Regions from separate parts of the Homo sapiens genome. Here region 1 is linked to region 2. A link is a contact called in ENCODE Hi-C or POLR2A ChIA-PET data. All regions are on one chromosome and are shown on one strand. The core of a region is the stretch at or near the end of the contact, and the rest is flanking DNA. Distances in the headings are between cores, read along the strand shown.

Region 1 (3,035 bases), core at 158-2,657, 56 kb after region 2:
TCAACTCACCTACAGTCTAGTTGGGCAGAAAAAATCCAAACTCAGGGGACAATGCAAGAGTTAGATAGTAAAACCAGACAAATACACAAGCAATGAAACACGACACCATATGGTTGGGTTTAGAAAAGTGTTTCAGGCAATACATATTGTAGAGGCTTAGGGATCACAGTAATCTGAAAATCCCTGGAAAATATTCACAAAGAAGGTAGACCATTGGGATGGGTTTGAAAACATAGATAAGAATCAGATAACCTTAAGAGGAAGGAGGAAGCAAACAGTGAGTCTGGTTGTAATAGAGAAGGGAGTGGGAGAGGTTAAGGAGGGTGGGAAGGGGCCAGGTTGGCAAATCCTTAGTGGTAAGGCCTGGCTGTGGGGCTGAAGATGATTCTAAGGGGTCCAAGGTCAACAGCAGTGTTTAAAATTAGATTGCCAAGTGCATGGATTCCCTTTCCTTTCCTCCTTTTCTGTCCTTTAAAAGCAGAACCTGATTAGACAGTCTGGGACATTCCCAGCCCTAGGCTAAAAAGCAGCGATTGAGGCACAAAGTATTCTTGGCCCTGAAGTTGAACCTCTGGGGATGGAGCTCAGGGAAGTCATAGGGAGTTTGGGCCCAGGTAGGATCAGACCTATCCGCAGGCTTACATAGGCTCCAGTGATTAAAGCTCAGCTTCCTGAATATGCCCCGAGGATAAAAGAGACTTTTCCGAGTGAAAGGCATTTTCCAAGGCGCTCTCAACGGGAATGTCTGAGATAGCGAACTGCGGCTGCAGAGCACCAGCTGAACGCACACACACAAGTGTCTTCTCACGGTATGATTAGTGTTCACAGGTTTCGTCTAGCTCATCAGAAATGAAGAATAGCGATGATGAAGTGACATGTCACCGGGAGGGTTGAAAAAGAAAAAGTGCGTAAGAGGGTCCCAAAAAGAACCAGCTTCCGTGTAGACGGGTCTGCAGAATCTGCCGTCTCCCGTCTTCTGGGTCCCCTGGCCCGCCCGGAGTGGGGACAAGGAAATGGAAAGCCCGGCTCACCCGGCTCTCCTCCCTCGCAGCCAGCAGATGGCTCCCGGGCTCTCTCGCGAGCCCGCTCGCCCCCTCTCCAGACGCAGGGCTTTTGCGGTTTGGGAGGGAGGCTGCGAGGAGGGGCGCGGTGCCCGCCGCCGCCACCGCAGCACCGCACAGCGTCTCTCCTGGGGGTGCGACCTACGCCGGGGACCCAGCGCTCGGGCACCGGAGGCCGGCCTCGCACCGGTGCGGAGGCCGGCTCTCGCGAGGTGAGGAGGAAACGCAGGAGGAAGAGGAGAAGGAGAAGGAGGAGAAGGAGGAGGGCCGGAGCTGCCCCCGCCCAGCCGGAGCCCGGCAGGAGCGCGAGGAAAACCTACTCCCCCCGCCCCGCGCCGCTCTCCCCGCCCTCTCCCACGCCTTCCGCTTTCACCTAGGGCTGTAGGTGCGGCGCGGAGGCTGGGCGGGAGCTACGCCGGCCCAAGCCCCGCCGGGGACCAGCGAGCCGGGAGGAGGAGCAGGCGCCACAGCCGCCCCGCGCCCCGCGCCCGCTTGTAATCCGGTCCGCTCCTTATTCAGCCGCCGGGAACTGCGAGGAGGCGTCATGTAGCAGCAGCAGCAAATCCGCCTCGCATTTGCAACTCTTTTTTTTTTTTTTGGTGGGGCGGGGGGCGCGCGGCAAAATTCTGTCTCCGCCCCCCCTTTTCTTGCCCACTTCCATTTGCAAGCTGCATCTGCCTCTCTAAAAAAATTGAGGAGTTCGGGGAAGGGCAGGGGGCCATAAATCAGAGTTGGACCTGCAATAACCCCCACACCTACAGGGCAACCATGACCGAGGAGAGCTCTGACGTTCCCAGGGAGTTGATAGGTAAGATTCACGCGGTTGTTGGTTTTCCACCTTCCTCTGCGTACTCCTCACCTCTCTCTCCCTTCCCACCTCTGCTTTCCCGCAGGTCTCGAGAAGTCTTGGCGCCCCTTAGGGCAGAGTGGTGTTGGGCAGGGTCACTGGGGGTGCCGGGAAGTTTGTTCCCATCCGACCGCCTGTAGAGCCAAGTGCAGAGAGGGAAGGCTTCGGGGAGGAATCGGGAGTCCTCGGGAGGTGGGTGGGAGGAGGGTCTCGACTGTGAGCCCTGGGCACCTCCTCTTGCCCGGAAGCGGGGATCCAGGTTGGCGAAAGAAGGGGGCGGGCCATCTTAGACTTGGGAGTTCTGCAAGCGAGGGGAGCCCTTTACAGCTCCCAGCCCACTGCCCCAAACTCGGGAAAGTCCGGGAAAGCCTATTGGAAGGACAGGTGGCGAGCGCACAGTAGGTCGTCTCCGGCACGTGTCAGGCGCTTTCCTGAAAATGCCCCGCGGGAGGTGATCTTCTGACACGCAGACTTGGGGGAGTGGGCGCTAGTCTGGTAAAATGACTGGGCTTGGCAAGGTGTGGCTTGGTGTAGCCAGCTGGGAGCGAAAGGGTTACAGGGCTGACGCAGACTCAGGCCAGGAAATAGAGGGTTAATGATAAAAGCCTTATTTTAATAATGATTAACCTACCGATTCTCCCTATAGGGGATCTCTTAGGGAACCCGTGTGTGTTACGCTGTGCAAGGTGACCCATTGTTTGAGTACCTTGAGGTTTTTTTTTTTTTGGTGGTGGTGGGGGCGGGGCTGGTTAAGTCTTGGGGTTTAACTTAATTATCTGGAGGGTTAAAATGGCAGAGCTGAAATAGGATGGGAGAGTGTTCTGAAAACCTAGCGTTTAAGCATGTATATGTGTGTAGCATGTTATACTGTAACAAGGTATGTGCGTCTGTGTACAGATGTGTTTTGAGCCCTAGTGACCTATATTCCCTCCTGTACCATTCTTGGCACACTACACAGCCTACAGCTCACAAAGATGATGTTTAATCGGCGCTGACAACAAGAGGAAGTTCTGAGCACCCGTTGATCTCCATGTGTGGAATTTGCCCCTCTGTTGTTTCTTTTAGCTAATAATACTTTGGAGGAATTTGTGTATGCCCTTCCGTTGGTGACTGTTAACTCAGCAGGT
Region 2 (2,961 bases), core at 461-2,960:
AACTTAGATTCTTAAACATTTTGACTTTAAAGACTTTCTTTGTGACCTAGTACCTGGAGCAGGAGTGAGGTAAGGTAATATTTGAAACTTGAATAGGATATGATTGGAGTTTTAAACAAAATGATGTTTAATAACCAAACTGATCCTGACATTATTAAATCTCCCCAAGATTTCATTAAGTGTCAGGAAAAGGATATTTTGCAGAGCCCAGGTAAAAGCAATGACAGGAAAAAATAATGTCTTCCTACTTTCATTGTCCAGTGAAGCAAGATTGCTCAATAAACCAATTATAGTAGGTCCTCAATTCATGCTTGTTGAAAATAATCTCTAGTTTTAATCTTTTATCTTCCATTGGATGCAAGCAGGGCTGGACTTAGACAAAATGAGAAAGTGGAAAAGTTTGTTTTTAGAATCTTCTTATCTTAGACAAAATTAGGAAGTGGAAAAGTTTGTGTTTAGTATCTTATCTCTGTCTCCAATTTCTGGCATTCCCTTCTGCCCACTTTTCTGCCCAGTCTTTGTTCAGGAGCCATCACTCCATATGCTTGTGGCTGACCCACTGGGAATCCTTAACAGAGCCTGGCACTCCACCCACACTGCCCTAGGTATGCCTCCAGAGCCATGCACAGATATTCACCTACTTTCCCTCCCTTGGTATCAGCAAGACCTTGCTAATATTACAGAGCACATCTCTAGTAGTGTTCAGGGAAATATTCTGGCTTAATGAAGTCCCAGGCTGTAAATAACATTTGTAGGAACAGTTGCAACTTTGAAGAACCGCTATAAGGGCTAAGGAAGGACACTCTACATTGCATTCAAGGGTCTCTGTGTCTCCCCTTAGTGGGCAAGGAAGCTGCCATTTTTCCTCCTCTAGAGCAAGTCTTATCTTCTCATCCTTCTAGTGAGGCCACTGGGCCTCTTATTCGAGATTCTTTCTTTTCTCTTTTTCTTCTCTGTCATCCCAATTAGCTTTCAGAGTGTCTATGATAAAAAAGAAAAAGACAATCTACAATTCAAAAAATTAAAAATTATACTAGAGTTTATGCCTGTAAGTGATCTTTTGATAATAAAACATGTAGGATTTTAAAATTTTGATACTCAATTTTTACAAAAACAAAACTGAAATGTACACCACTGTTTCACAGAGGATATCTTATAAGAGAATTAGAATGGCTGAATCTGAACTTGGCTTCCATAGCTTCTCACATCCAGAAATTCCAAATAAATAAAGTAACTCAAACAACGGCAGTCTGACAACTCCTATCAGACCTGGAGGACACAGGGACCCATCTTCCATGTGTTAAAGGGTGAGGAAGAAAGTAAAATAGGAAAACAAAAAAAGTATGCTTTATCCAAGGGCCTATGTCTTCCCCAAATGACTTTACATTCAGAATCTCTTTGCCTAACTCTCCCCAATTTGAGAGGTATTTTTCTTCAAAATCCTGATCCTGCTTTCATTCCATTCCCTGTTTAGTATAAATTCCTGGCTAAACACACTTGGTCTCAGAGAACCATGTCAAAGGTTACTAAGGTCAAAAAAGCTTTTCTTATTTTCTGACAGTCCCTGAGGTCCTGAGAGAATGCATTCTTCTTTTGTTTGGCTGGTAAATAGGAAGTTCTGCATTTTACTTTCCCCAACAAGGAAGCAAATATTTTCTTATTGTCTTATTCTGTGGCTGTATTAAAGAAAAAAATCAGCATTTCCAGAGCTCTATGCTAACAGGCCACTGGGTGGCAGTCCTGAGCTGTAATGCAGAAGAGAAGAGTCAGGAAAAACCTGTAAACCAGAGCGGGAGATATAATAATGTTCAGGAGATAACAACGTCATCAAAGATCAACTACTTTCCACCAATAGAGCCTAATTAAATGAAAGGAATCATACCAGGAAAAAATGGAGGTAGTATCATACGTTTAAATTAAAACTGCCCAAGACGCTTAGATAAAATTGGCAGAAAAGCATCCCTCCTTCCACTTTCATTATCACCAAGGTAACATGGTCCAGAGTGGAGCTGAATGTCAACCCAGTGCTAATGGGCAGGCTTCTTCCTACTCAATTTTCCCTTTTTCACCAGGACTTCAGAATAAAGCACTAGAACTCACACTGTCCTGCTCTGCAAGCTCCAACCCCAGATTAATCCTGAAATCCCCCTTCTCTGCTTCTATATCTTAGTGATTTGGGGCTTCTAGAGAGAAGTACAACCGTGGGAACTGGTATCTTCACAAAGGTATACTTTCCGATTTCAGAAGAATACTCCATTCATCTTGTCAATACTTCTCCTTATCTAAAAACAGCATCTCTCCCCTCATCCCTTCTCCTTCCCTCACTCCTCTCTATAGCGAGAATCTCATACCTTCAGTTCTGTCCATCCCCTGTCAGCAAGTGATCTTGCCCCCACAGAGACTACTGAGCCCACAAACCCTCAAATCTTCACTCTTCCATCCCACCCCCATACACATCCTGCCCCCATACAGGTTTATCTTCATTTTCACTCATTCTTGCTTCCTGTCCCACCAATCACAAGAAATAGAACAGCTGCCCTCCTCTCCCCTCCAGGTGTCTCCCAGCATTTCACCACATGCATCAATTTCTGTGTCTACATAAACTGTTTGCCCCGCCCCCACCCCCGAATGCTAATATGACAAGAGGACATATTAGAGGAGAATCGAATTCTCTTAGCAAATGGCATGAAAATTCCTTTTGGAGATTTCTTAGAAAAATTCATGGATAAGCCCATTGAGGTTGAAGGCGAGACCTTGACTCTGGGTTGATCACTCAGTTCTAGACAAGAAAAGTAATTCCTTGCTCTAAAGGAGGAGGAAGTTGGGAAAAACGGAGGAGGAGCCAGCAGGATGGCAGAGGGCAGTGTGGTTGGGCGTATAACCCCTCTCCAGGAGCACCTCCAAACTACCTTAAAGTTCCTTGTTAAATTGTTAACTCAATAGATTACCATTAACATGAGT

What was found. A loop is a pair of places that touch in the nucleus more often than their neighbours do. ChIA-PET counts read pairs that join two places held with the same protein, here RNA polymerase II (POLR2A). Pooled maps may share reads with other maps.
Region 1: a loop to region 2 is called in a map of PC-3, with 8 times the contacts of the local background. The contact joins the promoter of CARMIL1 here to the enhancer-like site in region 2. A Hi-C loop is called at or near these places in 15 of 168 maps with a recorded cell type or tissue (CD8-positive, alpha-beta T cell, Caco-2, Calu3 and 11 more), 6 of 37 single-sample maps with no recorded cell type and 19 of 50 pooled maps. POLR2A ChIA-PET finds 5 or more read pairs at or near these places in 5 of 52 experiments (A673, BJ, HEK293 and 2 more).

Annotation. Positions count from the first base shown.
Region 1 is chr6:25,277,967-25,281,001 of GRCh38, forward strand. CARMIL1 (capping protein regulator and myosin 1 linker 1) reads left to right here and starts at 1,408. Exons shown (of 37, transcript NM_017640.6): 1 at 1,408-1,869. The coding sequence starts at 1,830. RefSeq lists a silencer at 1,136-1,605.
Region 2 is chr6:25,221,926-25,224,886 of GRCh38, forward strand. No RefSeq gene overlaps it. Among named protein-coding and RNA genes, the nearest start is that of CARMIL1, 56 kb to the right of the region's middle. Within about 2 kb of position 1,711, at least 3 of the 41 ENCODE cell types and tissues checked have a DNase peak (open chromatin) inside an H3K27ac peak, as active enhancers do; they include heart right ventricle, where a contact is called at or near this core.